2 separate regions of the Mus musculus genome follow, and region 1 is linked to region 2. Evidence: chromatin contacts called from ENCODE Hi-C or POLR2A ChIA-PET data. All regions are on one chromosome and are shown on one strand. The core of a region is the stretch at or near the end of the contact, and the rest is flanking DNA. Distances in the headings are between cores, read along the strand shown. Region 1 overlaps Aff3 (AF4/FMR2 family, member 3). Region 2 overlaps Aff3 (AF4/FMR2 family, member 3).

Evidence for each region. Hi-C counts contacts between places; a loop is a spot of excess contacts on that map. ChIA-PET counts read pairs that join two places held with the same protein, here RNA polymerase II (POLR2A).
Region 1: a loop to region 2 is called in a map of heart, with 2.0 times the contacts of the local background. The contact joins two enhancer-like sites. A Hi-C loop is called at or near these places in 1 of 37 maps with a recorded cell type or tissue (heart). POLR2A ChIA-PET finds 5 or more read pairs at or near these places in 1 of 5 experiments (Patski).

Annotation. Positions count from the first base shown.
Region 1 is chr1:38,475,233-38,479,590 of GRCm38, reverse strand. The region is part of intron 4 of Aff3 (AF4/FMR2 family, member 3); the gene reads left to right. Among named protein-coding and RNA genes, the nearest start is that of Aff3, 150 kb to the left of the region's middle. Within about 2 kb of position 1,375, at least 1 of the 3 ENCODE cell types and tissues checked has a DNase peak (open chromatin) inside an H3K27ac peak, as active enhancers do; it is heart, where a contact is called at or near this core.
Region 2 is chr1:38,435,799-38,440,079 of GRCm38, reverse strand. All of the region lies in intron 4 of Aff3 (AF4/FMR2 family, member 3), which reads left to right. Among named protein-coding and RNA genes, the nearest start is that of Aff3, 190 kb to the left of the region's middle. Within about 2 kb of position 2,224, at least 1 of the 3 ENCODE cell types and tissues checked has a DNase peak (open chromatin) inside an H3K27ac peak, as active enhancers do; it is heart, where a contact is called at or near this core.

The DNA of each region.
Region 1 (4,358 bases), core at 126-2,625, 40 kb before region 2:
TTTGTTTTGATTCCTTTGACTTATTAGATAAAACTTATCCTCCTTGTGGATCACAACTGAAATCCTTACTGATTTTGACACTACTCTCGTCTTAAAATATATATATGTGTATATATATATATATATATACACACACATATATATTTGCACAAAGATGTCAAAACTGGTAGTTCAGTAAAGAACTAGAAAATGTGGCCAGAGTAAGTGGGCATATAAACTGCTATTTTCTCTTCCTCTCCCTCTTCCTCTTCCGTCCTCCGCCCCATCTTCCTCTCCCTCTTCCTCCCCATCCTGTCCCCTCCACAGGTACCATGTGCCCTACGATGTTTTGAGCAGTGAGCATGGATGAACTCTGTGACTGCTCTGTAGCTGTCTAAGTTTCTGCAACATCAGCTTCTACATTCACTGCTGTACTTAGCATCAGAGAGGCAGATACCTCATCTGACTTGGTCCTCACAGTCTGTCTTCCTGTGTAGTTTCCTTGAAGACAAAGCAGGAGTCTTCTGTGGTTCGTTAGTAACTGCTTACTAAGGGAGCGATAATTGTTCCTCTAGCCCTAACCCTGAGCTTCTGTGTGTAAGATCTGGACTGAGCACTCCTCTCCTCAAACAGTTAAAACATATACCTAAGTCTGGATGATCCAGCCAACAGGATCCCCTGCCCACCAACACTCGTGAGTCATTAGTTCCTTGAGGTGTGCAACCTTTTCCTCAGACCTTTTTCATTAAAATCTCTTCATGCAGCTCTTCTGTGGACTCTGATGGCTCTTGTGAATGTCTTCTTTTTCTTCTCTCCCAGGACACCAATCTTACGACTGTCCTTCAAAAAGTACATTGTCCTTTTCTTACTGAATATAAATAATAACCTCAGATATGTGCACCCAGGGGACACACTTACTGTAGTGTCCCGTGCAGGCATCGATCAGGGCAGTACCGTAGTTATGTCTGAAGTGGAGGAGGCTGATAGGAGTTGCATGCCAGCAATTCCTGGAGGAAGACATCTCCTGTTGATACTGCTGTCACTTCTCTGAACTGTCACGTGTGTCTAACATGCTGGATCCTGAGTCCTAACTCCAGGAATTTCTCCTTAAGAGCCAGAGCCAGCAAACACAGTGAATGCTAATCTTCTTTCCTTCCTGGGACGGATTTTGAAGTCACACGTTGTTCCTTTACCACTGTGTGATTTCCTCCAAAAACTTGAAGAGGTTCCAGCCCATAAACCCTGTAAGCACACACACACTTCCCAGTCTGGGTTGGCTCGAATGTGGATTTGATAGATAAGGAGATCGCTTTGTTCTCTAAGCCTCCTCTGCGCTTCCTGCTTATCTCCCTGAAACTTAGCTGGCTTGTTTTCCTTCACTTCCTGGGTGGTCCTGCTAGGGCAAACCCTACCTTCAAAGCAGGCCAGGTGATGGTCCTCAGCTCATGAATCTGCTGGTGCCATCCTGTGGGCTTCCTGGGAGCCCTAGCCAACAGGAGAGACCCTTTCCAAGGAGAGATTAGTCAAGCACCACAGGGATGGCTCTGCTAATCTTTCCATGGCGGCCAATTTAGGTTCTCTAATTAATACCCAGTTTATACCTGAATCTGCTTCCCCCAAAGGCTCTAAAACAAAACAGAAAGGAAGAAGTGGCCAGGAAAACAGCAAATGGAAGCCCACAATAGGCTGGTCATGACTCCCCCACCCCCACCCCTTTATCTATTTCTTATTCTTCAGTTGTTTCTTCACAAGCTCCATAACCAACCATCAAGTGTGAGTGTTTCTGCTCTGATTTAGAGTGTGACGTTTTTGTTGTTGTCTGAATTCATATTCCTACTTTCCACCTCCTCTTTTTCTTCCTGTTGCTTTCGCTGGGTGATACTTCTTGCAACTCCCATGGCCAAAAATGGCAAGTTACTAGGACTCTGGAGGTTTGTGGCTAGAGTAGTATTTTTTCCCAGCCCCTACTGTCTCTGAGCACTCTGATCCCTTACAAACATCTTTTCGTGAGCTGGCCCACGTACAGATGTATTCTACTTGGCAGTGTGTTTAAGACAGCAGAGGTAGTGTATAGCGTAGGGCTTTCTGTATGGACATGTGTGGATTCCTAGAGCTATCAAAGGTTTGCAGCCATCATATGCTATGTAAGGCTGTCACCAGTCCTCAACTGCATGCATGCATGCCCTGCCATCTCCGGAGGCCCTGGAGCTTCAAAATCCCTCTGTTTCCAAATCATGTATCAAAACTGTGTCTCCTCAGGAAAGTGCAAGGTACTTCATTAGTATTCTGAGAACTTTATTATTTCCTAGACAGGCCTTCAACAAAGTGATAGCCTTTTTTCCCCTTGAGAGTTAAAGGCTGCTCATTAAATATTTGTACAATGAATGAATAAGAATAATGACCACAGATAAGTAGTTTGACTAAGGAACGTAAGAGAGAATCCTTCAGAAGGTACTGTAGAAATGTCCGATATGCTCTGGTCGTTGATTGGTGACTGATCTTCCTAGGCTTAGAGATTCGGGGAGGCAGGTTCTCTACAGAGGGAAGAGGGTGCCCGTGCAGGCAGGAGGGGTGGCGTTTATTTACGGTAGTGCTGAGTGTCACTGGAGCTTCCTCTTTATGTTATTGAGGGGCCAGGTATTCTGGAGACTCAGAAACGTACTTCTTTCTCCCTTCAGGAATTCAAAACTAACTGAAAAAAATAAGTCAGCAATGACAGACACTTGTAGGTAGACACATTCGTTGATGAAGCATCTTCGCAGAGCTGACCAGTAGAGCGTCTTTCTGCTCCTAGGACCTTTGTCCTAACTCCACCCATGTGTGCATTGGCAGGTTATTCCTTCTCCATACTCTGTTCTCCTCCCATGGGGTCGGTCACACTGGAACATTTGCTTCGGGACATGTGCAGAGGGGAGGTCATGGAGGCCCTGGAAGCCACCTGTTGCTTTAGGCAGCAATTACTTCTACAACTCTTTCTCTGCTGGGTCCCCACCATGAGAATACTTCTCCTTGGAGAGTTTGATGATGAGAACTGTATGAAAATGCATATCTCTTATCCATGTCTCTTCTAAACTTGAGGTTGACAGCTTAGTGCCAAATGTAAGACCATGTGACCAGACACTGTATGGCACTAGTCTAAGAGAGACCTCACACTTGATTTGAGAAGCACTGTCTAGTCTCAGAGTGGAAAGAGTCACGGAACCAGAAAGAGTTGTCATCTTTCTGCCAGGGAGACTTTGAGTGAATTTCTAGATCACCACTGGCTGTGTTATGTGGTTAAGGTTTTTGCAGTTCCCTGTTCTAAACCATTCCTGAGACGTGACTGGTTACCCTGGAGCTTCTGGGAATGCCTCCAAAGCTTCATGATCATGGGATAAGACAAGTGATGGCCACGAGGACCTAGGGCCCTGTTGTGATGTCCGAGGAGATTGACCCGGAGGTGAAGCTGTCCTTGGTCTGTTCTGTTCATTACTTCCAGTCACTGTCCTTGGTTGTGACCCAGCCTCCTACTTCAATGAGCCTTTCAGATGCTTGACTTAGAACCACACCTTCCTTTTCAAGTCTGTTTAGTGCAAAGTCTCCAGGTTCTTAATATTCACAGTGTTGCATTTGTCTGAAAGAGGGCTCAGGGAGTGTTCATTACTGAAAGTACTCAGATCAGATAGCCACGGCGCTTTTTTCCTTCCATCCTGAGCCTTTCTGGAAACATAAATTTGTTCTAATTAAGGACATAGATATTTATTATCTGACAAGCAAATCCACTTTGCCCCTCTGCCGAAATTACTTCATTGCTGTGTGACTTCTAGGAACACATTCAAGCTCAGTAATGAAAGGGCATTAGGTCAGGAAGGACCAGATAACAAAGGGGTTGTGCCCAGCATTAGATCAGCAATAGCACAGGATCTCTGGAGCACAGTGAACAAAGCACATTAAGAGTCTGTGCTTGGCTGTAGTCATCTGTTTCCATGGGGTCATGTGGGAACTGCTAACCTGCCTCCCTGTCTCAGTGGCCTTTTGAACCTCTGACGGGGTCATCTGATTTCGAGTTTGGAACCCCCACTGAAGCTCATTTTGTGAATGCCAGGCAAATACATTCTCAAGACCGGTTTTTATCATCTCAATTCATGACTGAACTGGGCAGGCAGGATGGACAGGCAGGATTGGCAGAGTTGCATGGGATTTGTAAGGTGGTACAGCATAGATCCAGGCTAGTGGGCAAGGCAAGTCAGCACTGGAGATCTGGTCCTTCGTAGACTCGGATGGTGGTGACATAGTGTGTGTAGTGTGTAGTAGACATGTGTGGTGGGAGTCCTCCTGACTGTGTCTGTAGTGCCTTGAGTGACTAGAGGATGCTGTTTCCAAACCTTGTTTTCTTTTTT
Region 2 (4,281 bases), core at 975-3,474:
ACAGAGGATGAGCTAGAGAGAGAGAGGGAGAGAGAGAGAGAGAGAGATATGGGTGAGCTAGGCTCTCACATAAGCAGGGACAGCAAGAGATTGGAAAAAAAAAGATTTATAGGCTGTAGCAAGAGAGGGTAAAGGAGGGGAGGCGGATGAAGACCAATCATGCTGAAATGAGACTTGACTTGCTGCTCTTTTTCTTTCCCAGTCTCATTTTGCTGGGTGCCCCTCCCCAGCATAGCTGTTCAGTCACTCCTGTGTGTGCTCATGCATAAATTCAGGTCAAGTAGAAAACCCCGACTTCTCTCTTCATCATAGGAACGGGTAATGTTCTTATCGATACGTAACGAGGAATCGCAACTAATTTGGCTCGTGACCTTATTCTTTTATCATTAATGGTGGAAATGGTATTTGCTTAGCCATTAATACATTCGGTTCAGTAAACTAAAGCTGTTTGAAATTTCCACTAATCCTTTCCCATTGAGGATTTCCTTTGGACCAAATCACTTGCGAGTAAAACTAAAAAGTAAATGCATGCCCAGGTTTCTAAGATTTTCTGGGATCAAACATAATTTACAGGGCACAGCATTTTAAAATGAGATTTCTTTTTCTCCTTTATGTTCGCTAGCTGGTCCCAGAGTACTGGAGCATGAATGAACTGTTTACTGAAAATATAAATTGCATGAACTTACCCCATGAAGTGTTCAAGTACTAAGGGCTTTTTTTTTTCAATGAAAGAAAATTGAACCAGTACACTAGGAGAAAATAAAAGTAGAAAACTGTTATAACACCTAGCTCTTTTCCTTTTTTTTCTGAAAAGATGCTTTTCGAATGAATCTGTCTCTGCTGTTTAATTTACAGCTTGAGGGCTCATTAGGATGATAAATGGCATGGTTGGAGAATGAAACATACTTTCTGAACAAAAGACAATGTCGGTAGCCTAATAACATTTTATGCTAGCACTTATATCAGTCAGAAGTAGATGCTATTTATCCCTGTGATTATTTAAAAATCATTTTTATTGTCCTTTGTGCTGTGTCCTCTTGCAGGGATTTTAATTCAGAGTTTGACACCTACTTATTAACTTCGACGAAGTGTTGAGTGCAAAGGCCGATACTTTATAAAGAATTCTAAGCAGCCGTGTTTATATAGCCTGCAGCTGTACACAAATTAGCTCAGTTTGGATCTGTTTCGATCAGAAATAGAAATCGTGTCGGGATAGCAAGTCACCTCTGTTTCTTTGGCGAAGCATGTGCTCTCTGCTGTCTGCCTCCATCTGAAGCAGCGGGACTTGCAGAGTAGACAGAAGGGGAGTTTTCCTAATGGTAAAGGAGCCCTTATGCATAAATACATCACTTCCATTTCCCTTGCTTTCTCCAACTGCTTGTCCCAAACAGCACTCTGTCATCTGTCACCACACACTCACGCCCGTCCTTTCTTCCCTCAGCCCCTCTCCAGGCCCACATTTCCACTCCCACACCCTCACTCTCCATCCAGATTGCTTCTTCCCTAAGCCATCTGTCTCCCTGGCTGCATATTTTCCCAGCTACTATGTGGGCTTAATTTTTTTCCAGGGTGGGTAGCACCCTTTTGAAATTGAGTGGGAGGCCTATATATGTGTGAAGAAGTGAAGACCAGGGATCCTGGGATGAGGGATTCTCCTGGCTGCTTTGCAAAACAGCTAGCACATGTGTGTGTGCATGTATGTGTGTGTGTGCTTATGTGTGCATGTGCATGTGTGTGAGAGTATATGTGCATTTATGTGTGTGTGCTTGCATGTGTGTGTGTGTGTGTGTGTCTGTGCATGTGTATGCATGTATGCGTATGCATGTATGTACATGCATGTGTGTTTGCATGTATGTATGCATGCATGTGTGTTTGCATGTGTGTCTCTCTGCTTGTGTATATATGTATGCATATATGTAAATGCATGTGTGTGCTCAAGCATGTGTGTATGTATTTGTGTGCATGCATGTGTGTGTGCAAGTGTATGTGCATGTATGTGTACATATGTGTGTGTTTATGTGTACATGCATACTCGTGCTTGCTCACAGTGTCATTCCACCTTTTGTGTGGCCATATTTCCAGCCTCTGTTTCCTCCCCCCTCAAGATGCCAATGCATGTCACTTGTGACTCATCCTTGAGGTTTTCTGAAAGGCCAAGTGTCTGTCTGGCCCTCCTAAGAGGAAAAACAGCTCTAGCACTGGCTCAGAGAACTGGGTGAGTCACACCCCTGGGAGATGTCTTGTCATCTCCCAGGGTTCAGCAGGCACTCTTAGGCGTGAGGCACAAAAGTGGGAACGGGAAATGTGTTCTCTTAGTCGAGTGCACACATGTCTTTCCACACTCACACACTCCTGCAGTCTTGGGTTTTGTTTGTTTGCTTTGTATTTCTTTTATATAAAGCTGCAGAGAAAAAAAACAACAACAAAAACTCACCACCCACAAAACATAAGAGACAAATTCTTGGAAAGCAAAATTCTTGTTGCTACTCTTTTAAACTCTCTTTAAATGGTATTTGCAGCTAATATTTTCTGCAGAAATTCTTCAGAGGCTTGAATTTTGTTCCTACTGGTCTGGCATCACAGCAAATGAAAGAATATCCAAACACCTTCTCATTTTCTCTGTCATTTTAGATAGTACTCATATTCATACATAATGACTTTTATATCTTAATAAAAGTTGCAGCAATAATTAAGAATACCTTTTAAAAAGGGCACATAGAGCCACCTGATTGTTCCAATGGACATTATCATAAAACTCAAGAGAGAGCTCATGGCGTTAAGACAAGGCCTTCTAATCCCCAGAGAATTGGGCATGGCCTAAGGAGTTATGTGACCATGAGAGATGCTAACCAATGTCTTTTGCTTCCTTTGACAAAACATGAGCACAGAAAGATCAGTTGTTCGTGTCCAGCTGACCTAAATTAACCTCTCCAAAAGGTCAGAATTCCTTGACAAAGCACCCTTGACCTGTCGTCTACCAACAAGGTAACAGAGATTACATGTTAGTGGTCTGTTCCACCTAAAGGGATTGGTGGTGGAGGGAGGCTGTCACACATGTTGCAGATTGTGCATAGTACTTCCTTAGTGTTATTAATACTGTTGTGATGCTCATTCACGGATGCACTAAGAAGCTGAGGAGCATGGCCCAGAACATAGAAACAAGATCCTGTCCACAGTGTGGATTTAAATAAACTGGAAGATGGATGGCGGAGACCTAACAGTTCAGGGAAAGGAAATGATTTCAAGAGAGGAATTCCACGAATCTGCAGAACTCATTATGGGCCTCGGAGGAACATCACAGACCCTTTTCAAAAGCATAAATAATAGGCACCTTTGTTAAAGAATCCAGTCTGGAAAACAGTTTGAGAGCCTCGTGCTTTGTGTCTCTGTCACCACGGCCAGGTCTGGAATTGTTTTCAACCCTGTAAGTTAGCACTTCATTTCTTCTCCCCGGCAGAGTCCTGGGCTGCCCCTGAGCACACGCGTTAGGACACATAAAGACAGCCTGGCAGGCCTCTGAAGTGACCTAATTTTGCAGCCTTTGGGCTGTCCAAGTTTTCTTTTCTTCTGTCTACATTTAATCCAGACAGCTGTGCACCACATAATGGTGTTTTGTTTGGAAAGGGGCATTTGAATCCGAGATGATCCCCTGAGCGTCTATAAAGCTGGAAAGGTCCTATCGCTAAGTGGAAGCACTGTGGCTGTCCTAACGTCCTGGGACAGGGCACTGGTCCCATGATTCTGATGATGCTGTACCTACTGACCTGTGGTTCTAGGACAGTAGGACAGTGGTAGTTATGTCTGGTGTGTGTACATTGATCATGATGTACATAGCTGTGTTACAACTATACATACTTGCTCTGCCCTTTAATCATCAGCTTGACTGTACTCCTGGAAACACTACAGAGAAGTGTACTCTGGCAGCTGCTGTAGTCTCCGTGTTTGGGGGTTACCTGCCTCTTGGTTACATCTGGTGCCATGGGGATGGAGTTTGCTGTGTTGCCATTCCTTGAGCACCCCATGACGGTTACACACTGATGATATTGCCTGGCACATCTCTAGGTTTTGCTGTCATTCTGTTTAAAGTTATTCTCTATTCCAGGTCTATAGGGGGTTAGGGTTAAAGTCTTCATAGTTTATTACCGTAGTGTTCTAAGTTAGGAACCCTAAAGTAGATTTGTTTGCAAGCTTTGTCTCTGTCTACTCACAGCCTTTGTCTCTCTCAGGAGGCATCACGTGTTCACACAGGAGTTTAATGATGGTTCACTCAGGTAACTGATG